3 separate regions of the Homo sapiens genome follow, and all the other regions are linked to region 3. The links are chromatin loops, found by intact Hi-C in ENCODE. Cell type or tissue: natural killer cell. All regions are shown on one strand. Links, peaks and the distances in the headings refer to the core of each region. The heading gives the core; the rest is flanking DNA. Region 1 overlaps CRYBG1 (crystallin beta-gamma domain containing 1). Region 2 overlaps CRYBG1 (crystallin beta-gamma domain containing 1). Region 3 overlaps CRYBG1 (crystallin beta-gamma domain containing 1).

Region 1 (9,195 bases), core at 2,116-6,115, 120 kb after region 3:
CGAGTAGCTGGGACTACAGGCGTGTGCCACCACGCCCAGCTAACTTTTTTGTATTTTTAGTAGAGACGGGGTTTCACCATGTTGGCCAGGATGGTCTTGATCTCCTGACCTCGTGATCCACCTGCCTTGGCCTCCCAAAGTGCTGGGATTACAGGCATAAGCCACTGCGCCTGGCCTACAATAATACACTTTTAACAGGCATTTTTATAGCAACATTGTTTTGTTTTTGTGTTTGAGACAGAGTCTAGCTCTGTTGCCCAGGCTGGAGTGTAGTGGTGCAATCACAGCTCACTGTAGCTTCGACCTCCTGGGCTCAAGGGATCCTCCCACCTCAGCCTCCTGAGTAGCTGGGGCCCACAAGTGCATGCCACTATACCTGGCTAATTTTTAAAACTTTTCTGTAGAGATAGGGTCTCACAAGTGATCCTCTCACCTTGGCCTCCCAAAGAGTTGGGATTACAGTTGTGAGCCACTGTACCTGGCCAGTAATTTTTGTTAATGGCATGTGAACATGACTGCCATACATTATTTATATATTAAGGGTAGATTCACTTCAGGGAAGGGCTCATAAAATCTTTGCATTAAAACACCCTCTAGTGAGTCTGCATTTTTCTGTTTTCATAGCTGGAAAGCATGCCTGTTTAGAAAATTTTAATTCTCATGAAGGAAAGACAAATGCTAATAAATGCAATTCCGAGTTTTAAAATGATAAAATGCCCTTTAGCCACCCAGTGCTACAAAATTAGAGGTGCAGTCATATACTGGAAGGTCAGGCCAAGCAGAGGTGGAGATGTCAGAGGGAGATATAGCTACAGAACCTGCCTGGGATCATGGTCACTTATGACAGGGAAAAATATGATGGGCAGTTCTAATGTTATGAGGCTTTCCCTACTAGTAAGATAGTCTTGCAAAGGGCAGAAGTCTCTGACGATGCACAAACATTGAGATTTTCCCATCATTCGTGTCATCTGAAATAAATGGCATAAATATTTATTGTCCGATTCTAGTTGGCTAAGAGCTGAACTGCCTCATGTGGGGTAAATGAAGCTAGGAACTAAGATAATTTTAAAGCCCAATGTAACCAGAGAAATAATTGCTATGAGACTTACAGCTGGATACATATTTAAGATATCTGGTCTTTTCCACTGAGCAGATAGCAGAAGACTGCTGCCTGACGATTGTGGGCAGCCTGGTAACATCTGGCTCCAAGCTAGGCCTGGCCCTGGACCAGAATGCTGACAGCCAGTTCTGGAGCTTGAAGTCCGATGGCAGGATTTACAGCAAGTTGAAGCCAAATTTAGTTTTAGACATTAAAGGTAAGGGTCACTTCCTTTATTTTCTTTATTGTAATGTGTATGTCTTTTAGTTAAGGAAAAATCTATTCATAACTTTTGAAAATGATGAATGTATTATTAGTAGTAACAGTAAGAGAGCCCCTACTGTGTGCCAGCTGCTGTGCTAGCCACTTTCAGTACACCATGTCCCGTCATCTTCACAGCCGCCCTATGAGGCCTACATTATCCCCTCTCCCTCTTTTCTCCCCAGTTTTACAGACAAAACAACAACAACAACAACAACAAAACCCCGGAAGCTCAAAGGGGTTGGCCAGTTTGGCCACAATCTCACAGCTGTAACTGCTGAACCAGAATCTGGCCATAGGCTGACTTCAAACATTTATTTTATTATAATAGTGTTAGGCTAAAAATCACAAGCTGAAAGGCCGTGATTGCACTTAGTTCGGTAGAGTTGATGATTCTCATGTATACACGTGACCTTTCATTGAAAAGATCTAAGATCTCAAAGGAATTAACACAGCCTACAGGATTTCAATGCAACATGTGTTCAATGAAGCTAATAGGGAGTGAACTGATGGTGCTTGGGGGAGAATAAATTTAGCGTGGTTGTCCTCAAACTTTATTTGCATCAGAATCACCTGGAGGGCGGGTTAAAATAGACTGTGGGGCCACATCCTCAGAGACTGAGTCTGTAGGTCTGGGGTGGGGCCTGATAATTCCTTTTCTAACAAGTTCCCAGGTGTTGCCAATGCTGCTGGTCTGAGGCCCACACCCGGAGAACCACTGATAGTCATTTAAAAATAACATAAGAATGACCTAACCTCTGTGTGGGAACTCAGTGAACTAGTGTGTTGCTATTGACAGGTGCAGATGGTGTGTTCATGTCATCTGGGGTAATTCTGCTTTAAATTAATGGGCACTTTTTTATTCCCTATCAGGAAAGTCAGCACAATTGTGTTTTGTAGCGAACTGGTGATAATGTAACCATACTACATACTCCATTAATTTTTTTAAATTTTTATGAGTATATTACATACTCTATTTTAAATCATCACTACAAAATGACTCAATTTTACTTTAATCAGGGATTTAGGCCAATGCTGTCATTAAAGTTTATGATGTAGGGGTAAAGAGCCAGGTGCCGTGGCTCACGCCTGTAATCCCAGCACTTTGGGAGGCCCTGGTGGGTGGATCACGAGGTCAGGAGATCGAGACCATCCTGGCTAACATGGTGAAACCCCGTCTCTACTAAAAAATACAAAAAAATTAGCTGGGTGTGGTGGTGGGCGCCTGTAGTCCCAGCTATTTGGGAGGCTGAGGCAGGAGAATCGCGTCAACCCGGGAGGCGGACGTTGCACTGAGCCGAGATTGTGCCACTGCACTCCAGCCTAGGCGACAGGGCAAGACTTCGTCTCAAAAAAAAAAAAGTTGTAGGGACAAGAAAGTGCTGTAATCTGATTTTTAAAAAACAACTTTTCTGGATAATGGAGAACGAATCTGGACATTTTCATCAGGGGCTTTGGTAACTGTATGGGGAGCAAAAGTGGCTGTCACTTCTGAATGATCTCCAGGTAGGTAGCTTGGCCAACCCACTTAAAACAATGGACTTAGGATCAGACAGAATCTGAGAAGTTGGAAAGATGCTCAGAAGCAAACAATGCCTTTGCCTTCATTAAAGGGGGCACTTAGGGAACACAAACTAAGCACTGCAACTACAGGCTGGATGGAGACCACAAAGATCATATAAAATGCAAGTAGTACCCTTGGATATAAGAAAATAAATGCAATATTCAGAAACCAAACAGTAACATATAGTACAGCTCCCTCACCTTACATTTGGTACAACAGATTTGTCAATATGTAGACAGGTGAAATACTCATTTTATAGATGATCAACCTGAGGTTCAAACTAGTTAAGAATTATGCAGATCTTTGTTTATTCTTATTTTGATAAACTTTATTGCACTAGAGTGCTTCAGTGTTGACAAGAGTTTCAAAATCTCCAGAGACACCAAAGAAATGTGACTCAATTGGAAAAAATGGAGTTTTTGACACAATGTTAGAGAAAGTAGGGTATGTAGTTCTCAAAGGAAATCTGACCAAACCTTCCTGTTTTTTACAAATGTGATCTGCTTCCTATGTCCAGGGTGGACAACACTATGATCCTTAGCTAGAGCTTTCTTCTCTTATTCTTTCAACATGTATTCACGGGGTACACACTATGTGCCAGGCTCGGTGCTAGACACGGAGGGCACCAGCGTGAAAAAAAAAAAAAAAAGCCTCCTCCTTGGCTTCAGACAGTTTACGTTCTAGATGCGCTAGGCACACAGGATGTCCCTGACTTGTTACATTAGCAGCGGACCAGAAGGAAGGACACCTCACTCCTTGTCTTGGCTCTGACATGAACCGTGGGACTCTAGGTTTCTTAAGACTTCTTTTTAAAGCTCCAGAGCCCCTTCCTAAATGACACTATATAAATTACTCAAGTGCCTGCTGAGTAAGCATAATGTCCCGTATATTTGTGAAATCTCAGTATCTAGCACGGTAGCAACAACAGTCTTTTTTTTTTTTTTTTTTTTTTTTTGAGACGGAGTCTCACTCTGTCGTCCAGGCTGGAGTGCAATGACACGATCTCGGCTCACTGCAACCTCCGCCTCCTGGGTTCAAGCAATTCTCCTGCCTTAGCCTCCTGAGTAGCTGGGATTACAGGTGCCTGCCACCACGCCCGGCTAGCTACAACAGTTTTAATTCCTTGTTAAACTGAATTTAATTTTCTCAGACTGGGAGAATGGTGCCATCTTGTGGACATGAGAGAGCAGCGCCGCACGTCCCACACCCCATGCAAAGGAAAATATAAACACGTCTCTTCTCGTTGGTGCACTTACTAGCAGACCATGATTTCCATTAGCTACAACTACTGAACCATTTGTTATCTATTAAAATTGCCCTAAGAATTATTAGATCATGCATCTGTCTTCTAGCTCATCTTCTTGTGTTTGGGAAATGAGTTCTTTTGGTAGACATTCATGTATTATTCCAGACCACATACCTTGTAACAACAGTGGAAGCTGATTCATGTTCACTTTAAAAAACATGAAGTCTGCACAATTTAAACACTCTCCAAAGGCAAGAGAATGAATCAAATTATTTCTCAAGAACTTTCTAGTTTTCATGATTCTAGTTGAATTTATATGAAAGTATTTTAAGATACTTTACTTTTAAAATACAAAAGATACTCTTAAAATACAAAAAGTATTTTAACATACTATAATGAAGAATGAAAAGAGACATTGTGACTTTAATACTTCCTGAAATTTCAGTGGAGTATGCTGTGTGTCTCTGTCTCGGCAGAGTGTAGGGTTTGCTGGTAGTTTTTTCCCTACTGCTACAAACTTACACATAAAGGCCCAAAACACCTTACCCTTGTATTCTATAGTACATCTAGCCATACATCTAGCTGTGTAGAGGCTGTAGATTACCAATGATGATAAATCAGTGTCTCACAAGAGAAGAGACGATTTCCTTCCTCAACTATAATACCTAGATTTATTGTGTAAATTCCCAAACCTTTTTCATATTTTGTAAATGCTTCAAAGGTGAAAAGAATGTTTATTTCTTCTTGATCCAAGGAGGAAGCATGCTTTCAATACCAGTCACTCCCTGCATCAAAATGCACAGATTTTTACTTTGATGGGGTCTTTGTTGATACATCCTTGGTGCTGAGGTTTATGCTAAAAAAAGGATAAGCCATCTGAAGGGATCTTTATTCTACACTGGAAAAAAAAAAATCAGATAACCCTTTTGTTAATGATACTTCTCCAAAGAAAGAAGCCATGAGGCTGTTTTTAGCACTAAAGTATCTGAAACATCCAGTAAGCACCTTTGGAAAATCTTACAAACATTCTGGTAACAGGGAGAGAGTTCATGATAATAGTTTTACAATACTGTGGTACTCAGCATCCTAAATGCTATGAAATTTTATCCACCAACTGAGTCCCCAGTAGTGACAATGCTACCGCGTCCCCTTATGTACTTCCGGGTGTCATCCAAACCTCCCCTTTGACCTAATACAGCCCGTTTTCATTGTTCATGCAAGTGCTGTTCCTCGATAACCATTCCTCCCACCTTTCCACCACTGCCAGGACTACCTGCTCTTTCCTCGCTGGTGTCTCGAATCTACCATCTCACCACCAAATATATGTTAGTCTCTTTACTCCTTTTCCCTTCTCTCGGGTTTTCCCAGTTCCCTTGAATTTCAGACATTGTAAGAGTGACTGTGGACTAGCTCTTAAGAACTGGGTAGAAAAAGGAGCCCGTGAGGTGGGATGTCCTGTGTGAAGGTGCTGGTGCCCCAATGGTGGGATCTGGACAGATTCACCCATGGCAGGTTGACCCTCTCATCCCACAGGGGCCCAGGCTTCCCTCCCTGCCTTGCCTCCTTGAGGCATGCAGTTCTACACCTTGTTTACTTGCTTACTTTTGCTGTACTGGTGTTAGGGGAATTGTGTCTGCTATAGACCCTTCACCATGGGTACATTCATCTTTTATTATTTTCCTTTCTTTTAGGGGGCACACAGTATGATCAAAATCACATTATCCTCAACACTGTCAGCAAAGAGAAGTTTACACAAGTGTGGGAAGCCATGGTCCTATATACCTGAACAAAGAAGGAAGAAGAATCTTCTGGAGGTCCTTCCAGCCACCTTATTTCTTAAAAAGGACAATGCTGATGGAAGACCAGACTGGAAAGTGGATCGACTCCTCCTTCATTGATTCTAAATTCAACCTTAAATCATGCTGCCATGACTCAGAGAACTTACTCATCGTTTCAAAAGACTATCATAGCTTTAAACCAATAATTTGTCCTCCTTTCATTTCTTGCCTTTCATTTTTGGTAGCTGCTTAAACAGGTTGCCTAATTAGCAGCTTTTGGGTGATTTTGTAAAATGTTATATCAAGATTTCAAGACTGTGTACATTTTAAATTATTTCCAAAGATAGTGACAGGAGAGAACTGGAACAAATTTACCAACTTTGTGGACCTACAAAGCCCTTACACTTTAAAGGGTAAGACAAAGGCTTAAGTTTGAAAGGTAGAGAACTGTTTAGCATCTGAGAAGAAATACTTTATTAGGCCTGTAATTTTGGTTCTTGGCCTTAAACACTTTCTGGAACCTTTAAATATGCTGCATAGCACAATGGGAAAGCCTTAGGTATTCACACATTTAAGGAACTCTAAACAAAATACTATTTTCCTTTAGTTCATATTAAAAATTAATACATTTTAAAAATTTAATGTCAAAGTCTGGTAACATTTGTTAGTAGGATTTGAGTTATTATTTTTTGAGACAGGATCTCAGGCTGGAGTGCAGTGGCACAATCACGGCTCACTGCAGCCTCTACCTCCCCAGGCTCAGGTGATCCTCCCACCTCAGCCTCCCAAGTAGCTGGGACTATAGGCACACATCACCAAGCCCAGCCAAATTTTGTTTTTTTTTTGTAGAGATGGGGTTTCATCACGTTGCCCAGGCTGATCTCGAACCTCTGGGCTCAAGCAATTCACTCGCCTCGGCCTCCCAAAATGCTGGGATTACAGGCCTGAGCCACTGCGCCCAGCCAGGATTTGAATTATTTTAACTCATCCATGGGCTGCCCTAGAATGTCACAAATGAGGGTTGTTTAATGCCTTTCTTATAGCTGCTACTGGAACACTATTATGACCTAATTTATGAGCCATCCTTACTCATCTACAAGTGCTGAAGCAATGTTACATACTTTTTTGCTAAACTCAGATTTTTTAGCCTAATTTCTTGTCCTCCTATCCACCTGCATCCACACATGGCCTGCATGGGGCTGCCTTCCCTGCAGTGTTCTGCAGCCATGCTTCAGGGTATAGCTGTTGGTGGACAGCCTCAGGTCTTGGGGGCACTATAGCCACTAAACGAGGTGTGAAAGGCTCAAGAGGATGACCAGCAATTAATTATCCCCAGAAAGTGAAGGAAAAGAGACCTTTAGGGATGTTGCTGGTCAAGTCTTGATTTGACCGGAGTCAAATCAATCTTCAAGCAATCTTGGAATCCTCAACTGCAGTAAGCATTTCAAAATGCAAACAAACTGCTTAACAACTGACAAGACACCAGCCCATACGCTGCTCTTCCAACAGTGGGTTCTAGCTTTGAACAAAAGTGCTAAACATTTCCTTGAATATATTCTTCCTCTTTTTGTCCTCATCACTCAATACTGGTGCTCTTGTCACAGGTAGAACAGCTTGTTTCTTTTCCATCTATTCAAGTGTGTTTCTAATTCTAAAATGCTGATCTTCTCTGGAGTCTATGGTAGGCAATTATGGTCACTGGAATAGTTTGTCTTGTTTTAAAATATTATTGGTGCATGTACAACAGCATCCAACATATCTGTCTTGTTCCTAGATATATAGCTCTGATTTTAGGCCTTTTGTGCATACCATTACAATATGGTGGGGTAAGACATTCTACAGTAGCCTGTGCTGAACTGATCTCTTAAATAAACTTGCTTCTGGTTAACTATGTTGATGAAATCTGAGAGTCCATTCAGTAGCCCTCATCTCACCCTTCAAAGAGAGTCAGCTAGCAGATTAGAAACAAATGTCTGATTAGGATGAAGCAGGTTTGAGGGGTGCTGGTATAATAGCAAGAAAGATTTGCTGACCACTCTCTTTCCAAACTCCATAGTTTCTGAGTGGAAACGAGGATGAGTGAGGTCCTGGCTCAAGTATTTTACTCCCACTACCACCTGGGAGCCCTCCAGGAAAAGAGCTGAGGCTGCTCCAGATGGAAGTCAAGAGCAGCTGGTATTTACACCTGGAAAATCAGATTTTTTTTTCTTTTGCAATAACTCGGTAGTAAGACCAGACCAACAATTTTAGAGAAAAGCCTACATCTAACATACATGCTACCAAACGAGTGTCTAACAGGAATAAACCAAGCAGAAATCTCAAAACAGGTCTACATCAAAAGTTACAAGCAAGCATATCAGGTGCAATACTGAGGATGAGTATATTAGGAAGTAAAAACACTTACCGTAAATGAATATTCGAAGTGCACACTGCAATGGGTTGATTGGAGAGATATCTAAATGTAAACATTTGACATCAAAGTGGCAAGCTTTGGGCTCCATTGGAAGGCTGCAATTTCCATGGAAAAGCCCTCAGAGAAGCATGTTTCAATTGCCGAAACAGGCCTAATCCTTATGCAAGATGTAAGGGTTTTAAAAAGTTAGAAACTCTGCTCTCACCTTTCAATATTAAGAGCATAAACAAATGAATCACCAGGCAGATTTTTATATATGACACTAAGAGATTTAGAACTTTAAGAGCTGTGGTGACCACATTATGGTGGAGGAACAAAAAAGGAAACCTTGGCAGTTAGAAAGCTGCTCAGTGATGAATTCAAGAAGGAACCAGCTTTAAATTATCTCTTCATGCCAACATCCATCTATACACTGAAAGTTTTAGTATTGTACATTAAGACGATCAGGCCCAGCAGGGTGGTTCACGCCTGTAATCCCAGAACTTTGGGAGACTGACATGGTGGATCACTTAAGCCCAGGAGTTTGAGACCAGCCTGGGCAACATGGCAAAACTGTCTCTACTAAAAATACAAAAAAACTAGCTGGGTGTGGTGATGCATACCTGTAGTCCTACCTACTTGAGAGGCTGAAGCAGGAGAATCGCTTAAGGTCAAGGCTGCAGTGAGCTGTGATTGTGCCACTGCACTCCAGCCTGGGTGACACAGCGAGACCCTGTCTCTAAAACAAAAAAGACAATAAAGTAGTTTAAGCTAGTAAAACAGAAGGTGCCACAACAACCTGCAAAGCCAGTGTGAAGGAACAGCTTGAAAAAACTTCGAATTTCTACTGACTAC
Region 2 (11,255 bases), core at 4,923-8,922, 110 kb after region 3:
TGCAGACACTCCTCCCACATAGCAGTGCTCCCTGCTCTGGCTTTACTGTTGCTTCCTTTCATGCTGGGGGTAAAGCCTGAGGCCCTGTGGGCAGAGGCAGCACATGCGGGTACCCGTGTGCTGTACAGCATCACCTGGTCAGCCCGGGGACCTTGGCCCACTCTCCTACTTACACTTGAAAATACAAACTTTCACAAAGGTTAAGTGAGTTCTTCAAAGTTATCTGAAAGTTAATGTCATGGCCACAGGTGGAGCCAGGTCTCCTATCTCCTCACCTCTCAGTGATAAAGGATAGGTTTTTAGGCCGGGAACAGTGCTCACGCCTGTAATCCTAGCACTTTAGGAGGCTGAGGTGGGTGGATCACTTGAAGTCAGGAGTTTGAGACCAGCCTGGCCAACATGGTAAAATCCTGACTCTACTAAAAAAAATAAAAAATAAATAAAAATAAAAAAGAACAGGTTTTAAAAATTGCTAGTGAGGTTCTGAAATCGGGGGATGGGGGGTGGTAGGGGGCTGTATTTCCTGAAAGACTGAGTGGTGCATATAGCAGCTTCTCCATTTGGATGGCTGGGAGTGAGTGCACAGATGTTGGCTGTTATTAGCTACTTCTCACTGGAGATTTTGGCAGTGTTCTTTTTTTCCTTGATGGCTGTTCATATTCTAGTAATTACTGTACTTGAGTTTTTGTTTAAATCAGCCCTTTGGATAGTAAAATCATAATCTGCTCTAATTATAAAGTGTGTGGACTGTTTTAGGCATGGTTTACTAGAACAGTAAATGAAAGGGAACTTTCCAGGGCACATGGCAGGTTGGGTCACAAAGCAAGGAGAGCCTGGTGGGCCTCAGGACAGGTAGGTTCAGTCACGTTCTGGCCAATAGTCGATTGTGTCACCCTGGACAAGTCATTTCCCATTCAAAACAAATACCAACAAATACTTCCATGTGATGCTGCTTACCCATCTGTGGGCTTTGGAGGACAGAGATTTTGTCTTTTTCATCTTTGTATATCTAGTGCCAGTCTAGTTCCTGGCACCTGGTAAATGAATTAACTTACTGTGTCTTAGGTTTTTCCCATCTGTAAAATGGGAACACCAATACCTCCCTAGGAGATTAAATGTGATAACAGATGTGGAAACATTTTGCAAAGTTCTGATCACCCTACATAATACATACATAGATATTATTCCTTTAAGCTTTGAGAGGATCATGAGAATGATGAATTAATTGAAAAGATACTTAATGTCTTCAATATAATGGTATTAAGTATCTCTTTAATATAACAGAACTGAAAAACCTTTTCCTTTCAAAGACTTTATCTTTGCATAGGAAATAGCATCATTAAATTGGTTTTGTTGATTTTCCTCTGGGTGTAGATCACTTAAAAGAGAAAAAAACATTCCAAAAGAGATTTATTTTTAGTATTTCTATGAGTTTGCTCAATTTTGTTTATTTAATTTTTACATATTTATGTGATGTTGGAAACACTGTTGGAAACAATATTTTAGTTCTGTTCTGCATTTTTAAAAGCATTTCTTCTGTTAACTTCTTTTTCAGTGTGGTTTGTTGTGTAATAGACACAGCTTCCTAAGATCTTTCTGCAAAAATATTTTAAGGTTGAGAATGAAAGGACTTATTGATTGCTTATTAAAAGAACTAGGTTCTTCTTGAAAGTCCTGTTTGTTTTGTTTCCTTAGAATACAATTAGAAAAAAAAAAGCACAGAGAAGTATTGCCTTTGTAGCTTTCTCAAGAAATAGTATTTGATAAGCGAGAACGCCAAAAAGTTCATGTCAAGATACCCTTACGCTTACCATTTCTTTTGCATTAAGTTTTTTTTCAACTCTTATTTTAGATTCAGGGGGTACATGTGCAGGTTTGTTACATGGGTATATTGCATGATTTCCTGAAGTTTGGGGTACGGTTGAACCCGTCAACCTGAGCATAGCATGCAACAGGTAGTTTTTCAAACCCCCCTCCCTCCTGGCCCCTTTTGTAGTCCCCAGGGCCTATTTTTTTTTCTTCTTTATGTCCATGCATGACCAATGTTTAGCTCCCACTTATGGGCAAGAACATGCTCATAAGTATATGTTCTTGCTCATAAATATTTGGTATTTGATTTTCTGTTTGTGTTAATTCGCTTAGGATAGTGACCTCCAGTTGCATCCAAGTTGCTGCAAAGGACTTGATTTCATTCTTTTTTATGGCTGTATAGTATTCCATGGTTTATATGTACCACATTTTCTCTATCCAATCCACCATTGATCAATGAACACCTAGGTTGATTCCACATCTTGATATTGTGAATAGTGTGGCAGTAAACAAGACACGTGCAAGTATCTTTTTGGTAGAATAATTCGTTTTCCCCTGGGTATATCCCAGTAATGGGATTGCTGGGTTGAATACTAGTTCTATCTTTAGTTCTTTGAGAAATCTTCAAACTGCTTTCCACAGCAGCTAAACTAATTTACATTCCCACCAGCAGTGTATAAATGTTCCCTCTTCTCTGCTGGCTTACCATTCTGATTTGTCCTATAGACAAACCCATCTGCTTCTAAAGGTTAATGGAGAATCAGAAAAATTAAAATTTCAATTGGCAAAACAAATGAAAGTTTCTGTATGATACATAGATATCCAAATATGTGATCGTTTTATATGTAAAATATGAACTCCAACAAGTGATTGCTTTTGTTTCTTAGATGGGTAGCCTATGAAAATCCTGACTTCACAGGAGAACAGTATATACTGGATAAAGGATTTTATACCAGTTTTGAGGACTGGGGAGGCAAAAATTGTAAGATCTCTTCTGTTCAACCTATATGTTTGGTAAGGAGTTATATTTTTGTATGAGAATATTTAACTGAATTCTGGATTTCCTTAATGTGTGTTCCTGGTTCATGTAATAGTAATTGCTATGGAAAATATTCTGAGTTTATTTTTAGCAGTAATTGCTAATAATCTAGAAGAAAAAAACTTTTTCAATGTGTTTGTTCTATTCATTTCCTTTTCTCCTTCCTTTAAAAATTTTTAGGATTCTTTCACTGGCCCAAGGAGACGAAATCAGGTAACTTTAAAAATATTCTTTTATATTAATATATAAAGGGCCTTCCATTGAAAAGCTGAACTTATGTTTCAAATGTCAGACATTTGGGGCCGGGTGTGGTGGCTCACGCCTGTAATCCCAGCACTTTGGGAGGTCAAGGCAGGTGGATCACTTGAGCTCAGGAGTTCAAGACCAGCCTGACCAACATGGGGAAACCCCGTCTTTACTAAAAAGACAAAAATTAGCTGGGTGTGGTGGCTTGTGTCTATAAGCTCAGCTACTCAGGAAGCTGAGGCAGGAGAATTGCTTGAACCCCAAGAGGCAGATGTTGGAGTGAGCCGAGATCGCACCACTGCACTCCAGCCTGAGTGACAGAGACTCTGTCTCAAAAAAAAAAAAAAAAAAAAAAAAAAAAAAATCAGACATTTGGGACATTTTGTTAGTTTTACTCATTTTTATGCCTGAAAGCATAATTGTATTTAAAAAATAAGATTTAAGTTTACTTTAATGGTTAATTGACAGTACTGACCCATGTCTAAATAATTCTTATAAAATGCTTATTGTATAAAGCTGAATTTTATATCATTACATTGACTCAGTTTATATTAATACATTGAGATTAATATTTCAAACAATAGCATCTAGTTATTGTGATGGTAAAATGAATTTTCATATTTGCTGTGTCGACACTAGACATTTTTTATGGTCTCACTCAAGCTTTCTGAATGCTGATTCTTAACATCAACTGGGGTGTACATTTGTTATTTCGGCCTTTTAATGGAAGTGTTCACAGAGCCATAATTATAGAGGAACAAACACCACTATAGCCTCCTTTATTGGCATTCACAGGATTCCGATAAGTCAGCAAGTGTCTTCCATTGAGAAGGAAGGAAACTACACTATGTCTTTCCAAAATACTGTTTGTCGTTAATGTCAGAACTGATGAACAATGATTTCTGACCACAATAAAGCTTTAAAATACCTCACAGCTTCACAACAGGGTGTTCTATAGAAAGTTACCTTTGTTGTTGCATTTTACTTTGATGTCTCTGAATTAAATAAATAGTCACGAATGGCGCAGCTAACATGTTTCTAATTGATCATGAATGTAGACATGGAAAATTAAAGGATTTCTAAAATTCGTACCAGTTTACTGTAACAAAAGTCAGCAGGTCATGTTTAGGTCATCATTTCAAAGGCTAAATTAGTTAATGTGTTTAGGAAAATAATTTTATGTGTTTCTGTTTACTTTTTCAAAGATTCACTTGTTTTCAGAACCACAGTTTCAAGGTCACAGTCAAAGTTTTGAAGAAACAACAAGTCAAATTGATGATTCATTTTCTACCAAGTCTTGCAGAGTTTCAGGAGGCAGGTAAGTGAAACAAAGGCCTGGCAGAGCTGAATCACTGGAGTAAAACAGAATTCACACATCAGCAAGTATATAGTGATGCCTGTTAGGTGCTTGGCACTATGCGAAACCACCATCTTAGTCCAATGGCGTGCTTCGTGATATCTGAGTACCAGACGCCAGAGGACACGGGCTTCAGGTTGGTTGGAGAAGCTGAAGATCATCTCATTGTGTAATGGAATTCAGAGCAGGTTCTTTACTCTGTATGTCTTCCCATCATCTAGAAAGGGAGAGTTGGGCTCTAGTTAATCCAAGGTACCTCCCAAGGTGGATTGTTCAAAGGACAGGATCGGCACTCTGCATTAACAGGAAGGTAGAAAGTACACGCTGGAGTGGAGCTGGTGGACACGCGAATCAGGGAGCATACCAGTCCGGCTTGCTGGGAGGGCTTTGTACTGGGAGGAGAAGCAAAGCTGAGCACACTGAGTTTAGATGGCTTCCACAGGAAACACAAGACCCAGGGCAAAGGCAATGGGCTCAATTGTTTCATGCTGAAACAATCCTTGTACAAAAGCTTCATGGAGAGGGGAGAGCCCAAGGTCAGGGAAACTCGGTCAGGAAAGCCTTGGAGCAATCTGTGCAAGAGGTGTTGAGGATTTAAGTCTCTTAATAATAGTAGTAATAGTGCCTTTAATCACGTGGTTCTTTATGGTTGAAATAATGCTATCCTGTCCTTTAGTATTGCACAGCAAAAAAGCACTGACTTTGCATTCAAATACACAGATGGAGGCCGGGTGCAGTGGCTCCTGCCTGTAATCCCAACACTTAGGGAAGCCAAGGCAGGCAGATCACTTGAGGTCAGGAGATCGAGACCAGCCTGGCCATCATGGCAAAACCCTGTCTTTACTAAAAATACAAAAATTAGCCGGGCATGGTGACACACCTGTAATCCCAGCTACTTGGGAGGCTGAGGCAGGAGAATTGCGTGAACCCAGGAGGCAGAGGTTGCAGTAAGTTGAGATCATAGCACTGCACTCTAGCCTGGGCAACAGAGCAAGACTGTCTCAGGAAAAAACAAAAAAGGCAAATACATAGTTGGATAGTAAAGCTTCCTAGTTTGTTGGACATACTGCTACCACATCCCCACTCCTCGTTATCCCCTGCCTGCTTCATTTATTACCTCCAGTCCTGTGCATGTTTAAAATTACCTGTCTCAGCTCACTAGAGTATTAACTTCAGGAGAGCAGGGACTTTGGTTCTCTGCTGTATCCCCAGCAATAGAAAAGTACCTGACACATAATCCTCAAAAGGCATTTGTTGGGTTAAAAACAACAACAACAGGGCCAGGCACGGTGACTCACACCTGTAATCCCAGCACTTTGGGAGGCCGAGGTGGGCAGATCACCAGGTCAGGATTTCGAGACCAGTCTGGCCAATATGGTGAAACCCCGTCTCTACTAAAAATACAAAAATTAGCCAGGTGTGGTGGCATGCACCTGTAGTCCCAGCTACTCAGGAGGATGAGGCAGAAGAATTGCTTGAACCCAGGAGGCAGAGGTTGCAGTGAGCCGAGATCATGCCACTGCACTCCAGCCTGTGTGACAGAGCGAGATTCTGTCCCCCCGCCACCAAAAGAAAAGAAAAAAAGGAAAAAAAAAAAAAAGGCCCACAAACTTCTAGGGGAGCATGGCAAATCACCATTTTATGAATAATGTTGATACCAGAGAGGCTAAGTGACTTGTCTAAGTCAATATAGTATTTTGACTCCTGGCCCAGTGCAGAGGTATTAGAAATGAGGATAGAGGAGTGTGCGAGAAATTTTGGAAGGAAATCAATAGACCAAATCAATAGGCCTTGGTGATTAACTAGTCACAAAGCTTGAAGAAGGATTATTCAAAAAGGACTTGAGGGCTTGAAGCTCCACTGGCTGGGCAAACGGTGGCACCCATGAGAAGAGCAAGGAAGGCTGGAGGCTGGGGAAGTCAGAAAGAACGTGGAGAAAGAAGTTTGTTTCCCAAATGCAAAGTTAACTGACTTATTATGAATATTATTTTGCCACAAGCAGAAATGCAATAAATATATCCAAATATTTTTGAAGAAAGAACTCTGTTTGCCAGAAGCATTGTGTTTATTTTATAGCAGGCCACCTCTAAAAATCAGACTTCTTGAATAGGAGTGCTCAAGTTGCATATTCTGTGCATGTGTGTGGTTTTTCCCATTGTAGCTGGGTTGTATATGATGGAGAAAATTTCACTGGTAATCAATACGTGTTGGAAGAAGGCCATTATCCTTGTCTGTCTGCAATGGGATGCCCGCCTGGAGCAACTTTCAAGTCTCTTCGTTTTATAGATGTTGTAAGTATGTCATTGTGAATAGTGTTGCAGAAATGTATGCCTCATATAGCTGATGGTCAGAGTGAGGTAACCAGCCGGTAGAACCTGCTCTTAAAGTTAGTTAAGGGCTTGGAGATGGAACTGTCCATTTGGCTCTGTGTACATCTAGTTTATTGATTCTAACTGGTACACGTTTTCCACCACCCTGTTTTACTCACTTAATCCTCATATGCATATCCCTATGGACCTGAGTGGGAGTCTCTTGGACTATATATTAGGAGTAGAATTACTGGATTTCACATGTAAGAACAGGCAGTTTCATTCAGTACTGCCAGATCCCACCACTTGAGACTCCCACCAGCAGTACACATTGTTGCCATTACTGAATATTCTCTCATTCTAATTTTTGTCAACTTGATAGAATGAGCAGAAAGCAGTATGTCGTCATTGGGTTAATTTGTATTTCACTATTAGTGAGGCTGGTATCTCTTATTTATAATTTGCATTTTCTATTCAAGGAATTGTGTATTGTATCCTTTGCAATTTGGCTTCCTCTACCTTTGGTTGTTATTATTGAAGAAATTCCTTATAGGTTTTTAGTCTATTATTATTCTGTGTTTTAGAGATTTGCAATCAAATGACTTCTCCCAGTTTGCCACTATGTGCTAATCCAGATTATAGTGCCCTCTTTTGGACAGAAGTCTTTCAGTTTGATGTAGTGGAAGTAATATTCAATAGAACAAAACTGCAAGATCATGTTGAGATATTAAAGTCTGGAAGTATCTGTCGTTTCTGACATTTTTATTAGTTTTTGGTAACTGCTTTCTCATAAAAAGCTTTAAACACACGTAATTGCTCATTTTAGTTTTAAATGTAGGAAGAACGTATGTGAGTTGGTTTTCATCTCATCCCTGCCTGCCTGTTTAAATAGCAAAAATGCTACTGAGACATGAAAATAGTAACAAAGAAACATGAAATGAGGTAGTAAGATTCATTAGCTTACAAGTAATGAATAAGACTTTGATTGTTATTCTGCCTAGAATTCTAAAAGCTACCTACAAGTATATATTTGAAAATTTCAATGCCTTCCCTCAACCAGAACTTGGCATATATGCTCACAACACTCTGAGGCTATAGATGACATCTTTTTATGTTTTAATTGTGAGGAAATGAATGTTTTACCCATATGAAGACTACATATCTTTGTGACTTAATACTTCAAAATTATTTAATTGCTTTTTAATACTAAAGTGTTTAGAACATTTTTGGGCTTGCCATCTCAAAAGTGCAATAAAAGTGCAAAGTAGTAATACTACTATAATTTTTGTCTTCTTTCCTCCATGTATGTTTTATATAAACTAATTCCTAGACCACACAAACTACTTCTACACACTAACATGCTCTGTTTACTGATGGACAAAATCTTTTTACCAGTCAGGACACATCCACATAAATGAAGCAGTAAGGTACCGCACCCTTTCCACAAACTTTAAGCAGGATAGGGAAAAAATTGTAATCCCCACATGCTTTTATTTTTTTTTTTTTTGAAATGGAGTCTCACTCAGTTGCCCAGGCTGGAGTGCAGTGGCATGATCTTGACTCACTGCAACCTCCGCCTCCCAGGTTCAAGTGATTCTCTAGTCTCCCACTCAGCCTCCAAAGTAGCTGGGATTACAAGCATGCACCACCATGCCCGGCTAATTTTTTTGTGTTTGTTTGTTTGTTTTTGTATTTTTAATAGAGATGGGGTTTCACCCTGTTGGCCAGGCTGATCTCAAACTCCTGACCTCAAGTGATCCGTCCACCTCGGCCTCCCAAAGTGCTGGGATGACAGGCGTAAGCCACCATGCCCGGCCTCCCACATGCTTTTTAATGCATCATTTATGATCTTAGCAGTACTATCATTAGAGATTAATGTAGAATCAAAAGTGTCTATAATTTGAAAAAACAGGCATAAGCTGCCAACTTTTCATTTTCCTGAACAGTGAACGTTTGTGCTGTTGTCCTCTTTAAAATGATTGACAGTTTGAACATAGAGCTTCCATCCTGTTGTTTTTTTTCTCTCCTCTTGACAATGATTCCTACAGGAAAGTTTGGGAGCATGAGTACACAGAATCATTGTCTTAGTGATGAACAGAAAAAAAAAAGACATTTGAAAATACATACAAGAGGAAGGTTCCCTGATTAGGCAATACCACTGTACACTAAGTGACTAAACATCAGATGCCACAGCCCTCTGACCCTTGGCAATTATGTCCATGACTTTCCAGCCCCTCCTTGTCCCAGTGAAAATGGCTAAGTCAAAAATAAATGCCATCAGAAGTGTTGATATTCCCAGCGTATACCCATTTCTCTTTTTTTTTTCCCCCTGTTTTACAAACTATTTATATTTACCTGCCTTCCTATGCAATGGAGAAACTAACTGCCCCTCTGTGCTTTCTCTCTAGCTTGGAGTACACAAACATCCAGGCTCCCTTGGAAAAGGAGTTTATGGAAAGGCCAAATCTAGCAGATTTTTTGTGCTTTGTCCTTGTAACAAGATGATTTTCACATAAGTTTGAATTATTAACAAAGATGAATAACAGAACATTGTTTTTGTTCCTCAACAGGAATTTTCTGAACCAACAATTATTCTCTTTGAAAGAGAAGACTTCAAAGGAAAAAAGATTGAACTTAATGCAGAAACTGTCAATCTCCGATCCCTGGGATTCAACACACAAATACGCTCTGTTCAGGTTATTGGTGGCATGTGAGTTACCTACTTGTTGACTCAATAAAATAGATCATTTTAAAAATCAAGTTTGGGCTGGGCACAGTGGCTCACGCCTGTATTCCCAACACTTTAGGAGGCCGAGGTAGAAGGATCATTTGAATCCAGGGATTCAAGAAAAGCCTGGGCAACAAAGTGAGACCCCATCTCTACCAAAAATTTAAAAATTAGCCAGGTGTCGTGGCACATGCCTGTGGCCCCAGCTACGTAGGAGGCTGAGGCCGAAGGATCACTTGAGCACAGTAGGTTGAGGCTGCAGTGAGCCGTGTTCACGCCACTGTACTCCAGTCTGAGTGACAAAGCAAGACCCTATCTTAATTTAAAAAAAAAAAATTGATCAGATTTCTCCCTCTCTTATATTATCTTAAACTAATTGACATATACCCTCTCTTTTTGTAAGGGTTAATAATTATGCACCTTTGTAGAACACTTTTCCACTGGGAAAAGTCATATGTAAAGCATCTTTTATTTCATTATCCAGATTTTTAGTTTATTTAAGGTAAGGATTTTGTCTTTAACACCTCTCATAGTCTAGCAAGTAAGAAAGAGCTGACTTTACTTATCCCTTTAAAAAAGAGCAAGTCCTCTGATTTTGGAGCTCAGGGTTGGGATTTTCCTTTAGCTGGGAATGACTGGCAGATGTTATACAAATGATTAAAGGTCAACTTGGAAAGATTTTTTTCCCCTCAACTTCGAATACTTTTGAATAAGATATAAAAATGAATGAGTACCATCAATGTAATACATGTTTTTAAGAAAGTATTTTTCTTTTATTCACAAAAACAATAGGTATGGTCTACCTGTGTACAACAGATGTTGGGGTGGACTACATCTATTTAAAAAATAATCAGGCCGGGCTGGGTGCAGTGGCTCCTGCCTGTAATCCCAGCACTTTGGGAGGGCAAAGCGGGTGGATCACCTGAGGTCAGGAGTTCAGGACCAGCCTGGCCAACGTGGTGAAACCCTGTCTCTACTAAAAAATACAAAAATTAGCCAGGTGTGGTGGTGGGGCCCCTGTAATCCCAGCTACTCAGGAGGCTGAGGCAGGAGAATCACTTGAACCCAGGAGGTGGAGGTTGCAGTGAGCTGAGATCACACCAGTGCACTCCAGCCTGGGTGACAAGAGTGAAACTCCATCTAAAAAAGAAAATAAAAAAAATCACAGAAGCTGGGCGCAGTGACTCACGTCTGTAACCCTAGCACTTTGGGAGGTCAAAGTGGGCAGATCACTGGAACCCAGCAGTTCCAGACAAGCCTGGGCAACATGTTGAAACCCTGTCTCTATTGAAAACACAAAAATTAGTCGGGTGTGGTGGTGCACGCCTGTAGTCCCAGCTACTCAGGAGGCTGAGGTGGGAGATCACTTGAGTCTGGGAGGTTGAGGCTGCAGTGAGCTGTGATCGTGCCACTGCCCTTCAGCCTGGGCAACAGAGTGAGACCTACCTGGAAAAAAAAATTATAGAATATTAGGGTGGTAGAATTATGGGTGATTTTTTTGCAGTAGGTTTTAATATTTTGTTTTTATGATAAGATGACTAAAATGATAAAATTTTATCCAGGATTTAAGTTCCAGGATTAAAAGTAGAGTGCATTCTTCCCTGATGTAATATGCAAGAGAGGAGGGCGCTGGGCTGCTTCCACGCCAGTCTGCGCTTAAACCCATACTTCCTCAGGTGTGCAGCAGTAGCATCTGAGCGGAAGGGAACTGAGTATCTTAGCAGTTTTTTAGATTTAACAAAGATTACTCTCACTGCAGACAAAACT
Region 3 (11,255 bases), core at 3,636-7,635:
ATATTGTTAAACAAAATAAATATTTTCTTGGGACAGAATGCTTTGTGGTTTAGTGACTCAACTCTCTCTGTACTGGAAGCCTCAACCAGTGGCACAAGAAAAAAACTTGTTTTGTATCATCCCTGACTGAAAAAAAAAAAGCATTTGTTTTATACCCACTGAGTACAGGTTATAGAGACAGAAGGTGATATGGTTCTTAGCTCCTAAAAAGCCTATGATTAAATTGAGAAACTGATATATGTTCCCGGAAAACCTAGATGAACACTTACTAAATAGTACTAGGTGCAACTATATGAAATTGCCATATTTGACTGGTTTTGACCTACAAAAATGGTATTTCATAATGTTGAACCTCGAAGTTCAAAACCACTTACTTTCTCTCCCCTGCATTATGCACATCCTTCAGTTCTCTGTGTCAAGAGCTGTACAAGAAGCCTGTGTTAAGCCTGGCAGTCCCAGCACCCAGCCCAGGGAAGACGTGGGGCTGGTGGCTTTCCCCTTCCAGGGCTGTGCACCTGCTGTGCTGCCTCTCTTCTTCTGCCCTCTACTCTCCCTCAGCTACATTATTTCCACATATAGAATTTTCCTTCCTTTAAAGCACATCCTCACCTTATTTGAAGCACTTTCCTTTCTTCCTCTCTCTCTCTCTCTCTCTCTCTCTTTTTTTTTCTTTTGAGACAGAGTCTCTCTCTGTCACCCAGGCTGGAGTGCAGTGGCATGATCTTGGCTCACTGCAACCTCCACCTCCTGGGTTCAAGCAAGTCTTCTGCCTCAACCTCCCAAGTAGCTGGGACTGTAGGCGCACACCACCATGCCCAGCTAATTTTTGTATTTTTTTGGTAGAGGCAGGGTTTCACTATGTTGCCCAGGCTGGTCTCGAACCCCTGATCTCAAGCGATCCACCTGCCTCAGCCTCCCAAAGTGCTGGGATTACAGGTGTGAGCCACTGCACCCGGCCCCTTTCTTTTTTTCTTTCCATTCTTTGTTTCCCCTTTCATTCCATTATTAATCACTATCACTCAGTTGATGGCTGTAAAGCCTAAAAGTAAAGCTAGTGATGCATTTGTGTGACGGAAAGGGAAAAACCATGAATCTTGATGTGAAATTAGAAATAATAATCATCAACATGTGGTAACAACAAAAGCTCTGTAAAGTCATGTTACAGCCTGTGAAAAATTCTCCACCCACCATCTCTTTCTGATGAAACTGATGTTTCTCAATAATCCCTATTCTTAAAAAGAGAATAATCTACACTTGAGAAAAATAGACACTATTTCTCACACCATTTTATTGCTTTCTTTTTCTTTTTAAAAACTAGTATTGAAACAATTCTGTGATTTATAACGATGTCCTTTTCTTTTTGCTGTAGTGTAATATTTCAGCTACATGAAATTGACTTTTAGGGGCTTATGAAACAGGATTTATTACAATCAGGGAAATCTTGGAGGAAGTGAATTTTGAAATTAGACTTGATGGAATTTGATAGCCAAAGATTACAAAGAGGAGAGGCAAAAGCATTAATAGAAAACCCAAGCAAAGACATATAAATAATGAAGCAAGTTGTATGTATGGGAAGGGCAAACAAATCTGTCTGACCACAGCTGGAAGTCTGAGGTGGAGGGAGGGGAGAAGGAGGTTAGAGTGGTATTGGAACACCCTTAGGGTGGGAATTTGAAGCTGACATTTGGAGCTTGTGACTAGCATCTTTGCAAGGACAACTTTATTTGGATAGATGGAGAGCAGGGATACTGTGATAATCTCTTTTTCCCTCTGCTTGCCTCTGCACCTTAGAGAATTTCTATTCATGAGAGCTGAGGTGATAAATATCAGTCCATCTCAGATTCAGCTTCACAGCCATTCTATTGTCTTCAGTCAGCAAAACTGTATCCCTGACGTGTTGCTAATACATAAAGATTTTTCATGAGAAATGATTTTAAATTAGAGTTCTCTTTTGAAACATTAACACCAGTTAATTGAACTAATTCATTAGGTATTTGATGACAATTCTAGTCGCTACATAAGGATATGTCTAGGAAGCCTTAAAGCAGCTTTGGTCCCTTGTGGAGTTTACCTACCTGGTGCAGGTGAGTGAGAGAAGCCAAAGATATGATTCAGACAATTATGAATTATGTACTAATTACTGATCATTTTGTATTAATCACCAGACAACTAGCAGGTGCTTGGAAATTGAGTAAGTGGAACACGATGAAACTGACAGTTATAAAAATTAATGTAAAAAATGAACCTCCATAAGAATTATTTTGAAAAACTAAAAAATATAAGGAAATCTCTCTCATATTGAAAATGATTTTTTTAGTTTTATATTATTATCAAAAGGCATTTACTATAAGCACCATATTATGTGTAGGAATGTTTTAGAGGTCTTGCAAGTAACCTTTAAAGACTCAATTCTTATAAAGATTTATAGACCACCATATAAAAGAATATATTGAATAGAGCCTTGAAACCTCTGAATTATAGCTGTGAGAAAGTTGAGAGTATATGATCTATAAGAAAAGTAGGTGTTTGTGAGTTCAGAAAATACAATAAATGCTAAAAAATGTTTGATACAAGGAAGAGTTACACAATTTCTCTTGAAACTTTATTGCTTCTGGAAATGCCATGAAGTAATGATGATTGCGGCAGTGTAAGTGCCATCAAAGCTCAGGATTGATGAAGATAATTATTTGAGTGCCTGGAAGGATTAACTAAGGCAGACGAGTTTCGTGCCAGGTTGTTTAGGGACCCCAGAGTTTAAGAGACTCTTACTAATTGTTGCTGGCATGAGTTTTGGACTAGAGAGCTAAGGTGGGGCAAAGGTAAACAAAATAGGCAGATGATGCATATTAAAGATGCTATAAAGTTAACTTCAAAGTGTGTGCCATCACCACAGACTTCTGGAAAATAATAACCAACAGACCAGTTTTGCATGTAACTATCGTGGTTAGGAGGAGGTGCTTTTGAACCAAAGCTTTATATTGACATTATTTGAAACAGTCATAAACAGCAACAGGCTCTGCAAGCAGCTGCTATCTTCATGAATCAAACCACCTTTGCAGAAAGCGCTTTGTATTCACTCAGCCAGCAAACTCTTACAGAGCATCTGTGATGTGACAGATGTTATTATATGCCACGGCAGAAACAAAGGGACTCATACCCAGGAGCCCCTTAAAGAGATGAGATGAGAGAAAGAGCCATCAGTGATAAGTAAGCTAAAATATAACAAAATTGCCTGGAATATAGGGTGTGTAGGGGAGCTACATTTGAAAAGTTAGACTGGGTCCAGAAGGTGAAAGCACTTGAATACCAGACAATGAAGTTAGGGCTTTATTCTGTAGACAGTGCTGAGCTATCTGTTGGTTTTCAAACCAGACAGTACATCAGGAAGATCAATCTATTTGTAAAGTTAGAATAGGTTAAAGGCTGCAGGAGACACTCAGTAGCAGAGAATAACTGGAATCTTACTAAACTGAAGACATAATGAAGTTTAGAAGTAGGATAGTAGTGGTTGGAATGCACAAGAGTAGATGGATGTCATACTGGTGAGGTGGAAGAAACAGTTTTCTTGTATTTATAACTGCCTCCCTGTCACTTCTTCCTCTAAAAGATTTACAGTAGTTTGCATCCAATTGACAATGCAAATAAATACAGATCAGAACACTAAAAGAATGATAGTGTGATAAGAGAAACAATTACTTTACAGAAACACACATTCATAATGTTTTATATAATTGTTAAAATTGATTCATGATCAAGTACATGGACCTCATTGTCTAAAAGACAAGGAGTGAAAAAGAGAAAAGCTTTTCTTGGCATTTCAGAATGAGAGAAATCTTTCCCTTCAGTCTCCATATAAAGGATATTAAGTAAGATGGTACCTAACATCCTTCTTGGCATCCCTGCAATAGGTCCAACCAAGAGTTCTACGTGGCTGCATCTTATAGTGTCCCTCAAAGCAAGTTCAAATGCGATGACAAAGGACCCCTTGATGAGTGATCAGAGGTGGATTGATTGGAGCAGGAGGGCTCAAAGATGACTCCTCAGAGTTGCCCCTGGTACTTTAGGACTATTTCTCTACCCTTGTGCCTATAACCACATAATTTTTTTTTCATTTTTAGTTTTTGTGGGTACATAGTAAGTGTATATATTTATAGAATACATGAGATATTTTGATACAGGCATATAATGTGTAATAATTGCATCAGGGTAAATGGGGTATCTTTCACCTCAAGCATTTATCCTTCCTTTGTGTTACAAACAATCCAATTATTTTCTTTTAGTTATTTTTTAATGTACAATAAAGTAGTGTTGACTGTAGTCACCCTGTTGTGCTATGAAATACTAGATCTTATTCATTCTATCTAACTGTATTTTTGTATCCATTAATATAACCATATTCTGCCAGGCTTTTTCCTCCTTGCCTGCTCCATGGTAATATCACCAGAAGCTTTGTTTGGTGCTACAAAGGCTAACAATTGAAAATACCCTCTTTTGCATTATTAATTTGTTATTCATGAGCTTAGTAAGATCATTAGTCTTTCTTTGGGGAGTATTGACACTGTCAAAATAAAAGCTACATTTTCTCTTCTCTGCCATTAGATGATAAGAATTTGAATTGCCTTAAAAGGAAAATTCCAGCAATCAAAAAAATCTTCTTTTGTATTTCGACAACTGAAAACAAAACTTGTCCAACTTGACTCTTATAAAGAGAAGCTGAAAAAAATGCCATGACCTTCAGCTTCTCTAAATCAGAGCATGTGCAATCACGCGTGAAACACAATACTCTTGATAAAACCGAGCCGTTCCTTGAGGCACAGACCTCGGTTCCTCAGTTCTCCTGGGGATTTGCACAATTCTCCTGGTTGTTTGGTCCTCGGCCTTGGCTTCTCTTTGCTTGTGCCCAGAATGAAATCATTTCTTCCTCTGGGACCAATGCTAATAAAGCCAAACCTTGTGGAACCTAGCCTGGTTCTGGGCGAGTTTCATGGTTCGTTAATCATGTGGAGTGATCCGAAATCATCAAAATCAACATACTAGTGGTCCTGAGATATTTTGCTTAACTTTCACAGACTCGGTAGCACCCAAAGCCTCGATTTCACAAGATAGAAGTATTAAGGCAAACATTTCCAGCCTTTGTTGGAGAGATGATTTGCATTCCACTGGTCAGGTGTGAGGGGGAACTTAAACATTTCTGCACCACACAGCATATTGGGAGATGGCTCCCAGCCTTCAGGCTGCCATTTTGAAAGACTTGGTGGCTCACACCTGTAATCCTGGCACTTTGGGAGGCTGAGGCAAGACAATCATTTGAGACCAGGAGTTCAAAACCAGCTTAGGCAACATAGTGAGACCCCGTCTTTACAAAAACCAACAAAACAAACAAACAAACAGACAAACAAAAACCATCAAAGTGCCCAGGAAGGTGAATGCAATCAGGAAGTAGAGGCTGACTGGACAAAAAAGGATGAGTAGAGGAGTGATATTCTTGTGCAACCACTAGATGGCAGAGTTTCTGCATTCTATTACCATTGGCAACAAGAAATACTTGGGTTAGTGGTGTAGCATCCTTTACATACCTGTAACTTTGAGGATGCTTTGTATTTTAAAAACTCGAATGAGCATAGCAAATTATTTTCATTTCCCCATCCAACTTGGAATTTTGTGATCGTGAAACTCATCTACTGAGAATTTAAAATTAGTCTCTGAGTGAGGAGTTGGGTGGGTTCTCTACTCCTAACTCTGTCATTAGCCGTGTGACTTTGAACAATGAATATCTCTGGGCCTCAATGAACTCATCTGAAAAATGGTATGGTTGGGTCACTAGATTATCTCTAAGGGATCTTCCAACCCAGACATTCTCCTTTCATATCTGAGCCTGATAAATATGCTAGCTCAAAGTACCATCTATATAATTCCTTATAAATTATTATTCAGGACATGTCAACTGACATTCATATGCATAATTACAATAGCTGATACTTATTGAGAACCTACTATATGGCAGTACTAGGCTAAGCATTTTACAAGTTTTACCTAATTTAATTCTCTTAACAATTTATCACTCCCATTTTGCAGATGAAGAAACTGAGGCTTAAAGAAGTAACTAGCTCAAGATCATATAGCTAATGGCCAGGCTGGTATGACTCTGAAATCTGTGTGTATACATTGCTATATTTGATCCTTTATTCAGCTGAGAAAAAATACAAATTTGAAGACAACACTGCTTCTGAAGGAAAAACCCATTCTGTAAATCCAAAATTCTAGGTTTTCCAAGGGAAATAGATTGTGGGGTTTTGTTTTATTTCTGGAGATGGGAGAGATTTACATGGCTCTATCCTCACACTGTCATTAGATGCCTCTTTGTGAGCCTGGGCTTCCAGTACCATGTACATGGGTAACCAGCAGGCACAACACTGTCAGTCAGTCACATGGTTTCTGAGGAACAATGTCTCTTCAAATCTGCAATAAAGTGACTGAACCAGGTAATCACCAGGGACTTTTTCAGGTCTAGCATTATCTGATGGTATGTGTCCGTAATCTAATACAGGGTCTAATGTTAGCAGGAAAGAGGTTGCTCAGTAAATGGTTGCTCTCTACCATTTAGCAGTTGCAGTAAAGAAACACCATGCACACTATTAGTGCCATTTGTTAGTGAATTAAGTTTTCTCCTTCCTTTGTGGCCAGAAAACTTATGCATGTTACAACCAATGCCTTAATTCAGAAGAGTGGTTCTAGTATCTGGTGTCTTAGGTTCCCTTGAGGAAATAATTCAATTCAATGCAGGTGGAAGCACTTTTTGGTAACTTTGAAATCACAACTCTGAGGCTCAGTTGAACACAGTAATAATTCTTTGGATAGACAATAGATGGCAGTACAGCATCAATTTATAACTTATAAACTATAGTTAAACCTAAACTTTTATGCTACATTTTATTATTTTGGATGTACATTACTATAAAACAAGAATTATTAAAAAACTTATTTAACTTGCCTTATATTAGGCTACACATATTTAAATGCTTAAGGAACAACTTGGTGGTGTAGACCAACATTAGGAAAACTCGAACTAGATTTATCAGGGCCACTTTCAAGGGCTTTGGAGAGGCCCTAGCACTGTCAATCTTGAGAAAGTAAGAGATTCTCTTTTCTTTTTATTAAAGAGGCCCGCCCCCTTCTTATATAAGCTTTAGGTCTCACAATTCTGGGATTTGTCTGAGAATAGCCATGCGGCTCTTTTAACTTGGGAAAGGGAAAACAGTCTTGCCGTTATTAATTTTGCTACCAACTTAATCTCCAGGGAGAGGGGCAATCTGGTTTTTTAAAGTAAGCCAAATAAAAAGGAAACATAATTGAATGAATTGGCAAATGTTCCACTTACTTCTAAGTCTGAGTAAAATCAAGTACCATACTTAACACTGAAACTTTCACTCTGGCAGTATAACATCTGTGCTAAAAAGAAAAGGGAGGTACAAAGGAGTATAATTAGCAAGTTAATAAATTATCCTCTGCTAAGACTGCAGACCAATATGATAGCATTTGGCGGTTGTTTTATGTTATTTACCCAAGAGGTTATTGTCGTTAATAAATGACCAGTTGTGACTATTCACAAAGGAAACTGTGCTTCCATTGGCACATAAATTTCTCATCAGGGAGCCAAGCTTAGCCTCTGTTATGACCACCTACACCCTACTCATCAGGAGTAAAACTAAAATTAACCCTTTGGGTACAAAAATAATAGAAAGAATGAATAAGACTCAGTATTTGATGGCACAACAGGGTGACTATAGTGATAATAATGTAATTGTACACTTAAAAATAACTAAAAGAATATAATTGGATTGTTTGTAACACAAAAGATAAATGCTTGAGGGGATGGATGCCCCATTCTTGATGATGTGATTATTACACTTTGAATGCTTGTACCTCATGTACCTCATAAATATATATATATATATATATATATATCTACTATGTACCCACAAAAATTAAAATAATAATAATGAAAACATTACCCTTTGGAAAAGAAAAGTTAACAAACTTTCCAATTGGTCTTTCCTGTTGCAAACATTTATTAAGGTTGGCTTTTAGGCTAGGGAGACTTATCTATGTGTAGTTCCAGAGGTAACCATTATTCGGAATTGAAAATATTTCTGCCCATTCGATAAGCCCCTATGTCTACTAGACCTTAATATCCTTGAGGGCAGGGAGTGGAATTGTTCACCTTTGTGTGCTTTGATATATGACATGTCATGGAAGATCTAGAAAATGCTGAAAGAATGAATGCTAGATAGTGTTACAAAGTTGCTTTAGGTCTTAGAGACCTCTTGGCACGATTTCAAGTGTATTATTTCTGTGTAATACATTGTGAAGGTTGTGTTTCAGGAGACAAACTTGTCCAGTAAGCTTGCTAGGAGTAGAAGGCCTGTGACTGACTCTAGAGAGGAAGTAGAACATGCTCCTGGGACGGCCTGAGTTTCCGGGGCTGGGCAAGAAGCTGCCCTGAAGCAGAGTTCTGTTTGCGAAGCCCACTCAGCCCACACATCCTGTGACCTTGCCTCACCTCCAACCAAGTCCTGGAGCAAACTGTGAAATCATGGCGTCCATGGCCAGGTGCACAGCAGCACTGTCTGGATCTGGGTCACGAGGAAAGGGAATTTAGCCAACACCCCATCATTCTCCTCCTCTCAAGGGGAAGCAGAGGTTATTGGGTATACCACACACACTCAGCAGTTCCTGTTTTAGAATGATGGTGAAGCAAGGGCCGTCCCTGGAACTGTCTGTGATAGTCCTCACCTCCTCTAGCCACTGAAAAACTAAGCCTTCCCCCAGGGCCATGTGTACCCTCCCATCTGGGAGATCATGACCCCAAGTATAGAGAACTGACTCTTGGATAGCACACTGTGTCGACTTAGTTTATCCCCCAAATCAGGAGAGCAGGCAGGTTCACAGGGTTCAACACGCTACAAGGCCCAAATTATGAAAGTTCCTACTCTGGTAGCTCAAATTCCATCTTAAATATGTGTCATCTCTACCTCTCCCAAAGTGTAGCAAGTGTGGGGAACATATTTCAAGACAAAGCTAGGGAGAGGATAGAATGCACATCGACATCCATTTCTACCCTCTCCCTTCTCCTTTTTTCCTAATTGAACCTCAGCTTCTTCAGGTGTCTAATTTCTGCACAGTAGTGTCCTTCAGGTCTCAGCCTCAAAGGGTTGGGTCCAGTGATCGGTTTAGTGCAGGTATGAAAAGAAGCCTGCTAGGTGGCTTCTAGAGGAGATTTCCCCCACTTCTAAGCAAGTTACACAGGAAGGAATTATCATACCTCTATGTGACAGCTAGAAATGTAGCAGTGACTAAATTCAGTAGCAAAGGAATACACTAGTTAAACCAACTCAGTCTACCCCTTTTGTTTTATATGTGATAATATATTTTGTTTTTTATCAGGCTTCTGTGAGTTGGACTGTTATTTCCAGGCAAAAGGATCCTATGTTTTAAGCAGGGATTGTATCACAAGCAAAATACATAGAAAAGGCTACACTTGCCAGCTTTTAATTATGTAATACGTAAGTATCTAGGAAGAAGAGATAGGTCTTTTTTGGAGTGCCCGTCTCCGACAATACAAAGCTTAGGAAGCACAGGTAGATTGCTTTTATCTCTCTTGTCACTTGGAGTCAGTCAATGGGCACATATGTTTTTCCAAAAAGGAAAACTATTAAGGGGAGCAGACTGCCTAACATTTGTGGTTGACTTTTCACAATGTGTAAGTCTAATCTATGGCCACACCACCCTAAATGCACCTGATCTTGTCTGATGTCAGAAGCTAAGCAGGGTCGGGCCTGGTTAGTACTTGAATGGCTGACAATGTGTAAGTCCACAGCAGTTGGAATAAGCTTTCAAGTCCTAGGAGTCTTCTCTTGTTTGCTACTTCTTTGGCATATTTGTGAGCAGAAGGACAAGGTGAACACTAACTTAGGGTACTGGAACAATTAATAAAAATAGGTCTTGATGTAAGACACATTCATGGTAAGACGATGACAGCATTTCAACTTTAAGGTATTTTTCAGTTGTTACTTAAATTCTCCTGAGCTATATGTGTTTCTCTTTCCCTTCAAAAATACTGTATTTAAATTCCTAAGAAGATATTAGCCTCACAGGTAGAAATGTATTTTTATATGTGTTTATATATGGCATAATATATTGTCTTTACTGTACACAAGTATTACTTTCATAGTATGAAACTAAAGGAAAAACAAAAAGAAATATATTGCTGCTAATGTACCTTTACATTTTATATAATGCAAACAATAGTGACTTTTTAAAAAAGTATGTACAGGGGCCAGGCACAGTGGCTCACGCCTGTAATCCCGGCACTTTGGGAGGCTGAGGCAGGTGGCTCACTTAAGGTCAGGAGTTCGAGATTAGCCTGGCTAACATGGTGAAACCCTGTCTCCAATAAAAATACAAAAAAATTAGCTGGGTGTGGTGGCACATGCCTGTAATCCCAGCTGCTGAGGCAGGAGCATCACTTGAACCCGGGAGGTGGAGGTTGCAGTGAGCTGAGATCATGCCACTGCACTCCAGCCTGGTGACAGAGTGAGACTCTGTCTCAAAAAAAAAAAAAAAAAAGTACACAATAGAGTTCCACAAATTATGCCCATCTATATCTCCCTTGCTGATATTACCATATTGATTAGATCTTCCTGCCCTTCTAAAGTGTTAACACTTTGCTCTATTCCTCTTTATATCCTTGCAACATTGTAGAAATCCCACAAAAGCTTCCGTTTCTGTTGCGAAATGCTGAGGTCTTGCATTTTTAGTTCTCTTTCTACTTTACTGGCATTCTTCATTCAAAGCTGTCATTCTGCTCTGGCATCTTTATTCCTGTGCTTACAAAATCTACCAAACCTTGGATCAGGTATGATGCTCAACTGCAGACAGCAAGGAACACCCAAGTCAAAATGGCTTGAAGAATAGGACGTTTATTATCTAACACAACAAGAACTCCAGAGATAGGTAATTCTGCTTCTCATTTCAAGAAATCAAGAGATAGGTATTTCCTCTCTGCTTTTTCCTCAATCTAGTCTCCTTAGGCTAATCCTGCACATGGTCCCAAGATGTTCTATCATATTCATCACATGCAGGCATGACACTGGCCTGCAGGAAAGGGAAACTTTCTCTTCTTGTAGAAGACCTTTTCCCCCATTTCTTCAGCAGACGCCTCTCACATCCCATTGGTCAGGACTGGGCCAGAGAAG

What was found. Hi-C counts contacts between places; a loop is a spot of excess contacts. Peaks named below come from ENCODE experiments on the same cell type or tissue, not always from the same donor. Only the 100,000 strongest peaks of a DNase experiment are listed, where the experiment ranks them.
Region 1: a loop joins it to region 3, with 15 times the contacts of the local background. A loop is called at or near these places in 108 of 110 quality-filtered maps.
Region 2: it touches region 3 in a loop (9-fold over the local background); 106 of 110 quality-filtered maps call a loop at or near these places.

What each region holds. Positions count from the first base shown.
Region 1 is chr6:106,562,611-106,571,805 of GRCh38, forward strand. CRYBG1 (crystallin beta-gamma domain containing 1) reads left to right here. Exons shown (of 22, transcript NM_001371242.2): 21 at 1,154-1,316; 22 at 5,862-9,195. The coding sequence ends at 5,956. RTN4IP1 (reticulon 4 interacting protein 1) reads right to left here. Exons shown (of 9, transcript NM_032730.5): 9 at 8,161-9,195. Among named protein-coding and RNA genes, the nearest start is that of RTN4IP1, 62 kb to the right of the region's middle. In natural killer cell, for the core only: a CTCF peak has its summit at 4,114 (motif pointing left); a DNase peak (open chromatin) is centred at 4,111.
Region 2 is chr6:106,549,156-106,560,410 of GRCh38, forward strand. It overlaps CRYBG1 (crystallin beta-gamma domain containing 1), which reads left to right. Exons shown (of 22, transcript NM_001371242.2): 14 at 2,697-2,823; 15 at 3,029-3,061; 16 at 4,300-4,412; 17 at 6,613-6,742; 18 at 9,331-9,470. Among named protein-coding and RNA genes, the nearest start is that of RTN4IP1, 75 kb to the right of the region's middle. In natural killer cell, for the core only: a CTCF peak has its summit at 7,408 (motif pointing left); a DNase peak (open chromatin) is centred at 7,406.
Region 3 is chr6:106,439,609-106,450,863 of GRCh38, forward strand. All of the region lies in intron 1 of CRYBG1 (crystallin beta-gamma domain containing 1), which reads left to right. It also overlaps the pseudogene RNA5SP211. Among named protein-coding and RNA genes, the nearest start is that of CRYBG1, 85 kb to the left of the region's middle. RefSeq lists an enhancer at 8,262-8,763. In natural killer cell, for the core only: CTCF peaks have their summits at 5,604 and 6,864 (motif pointing right); DNase peaks (open chromatin) are centred at 5,503 and 6,843.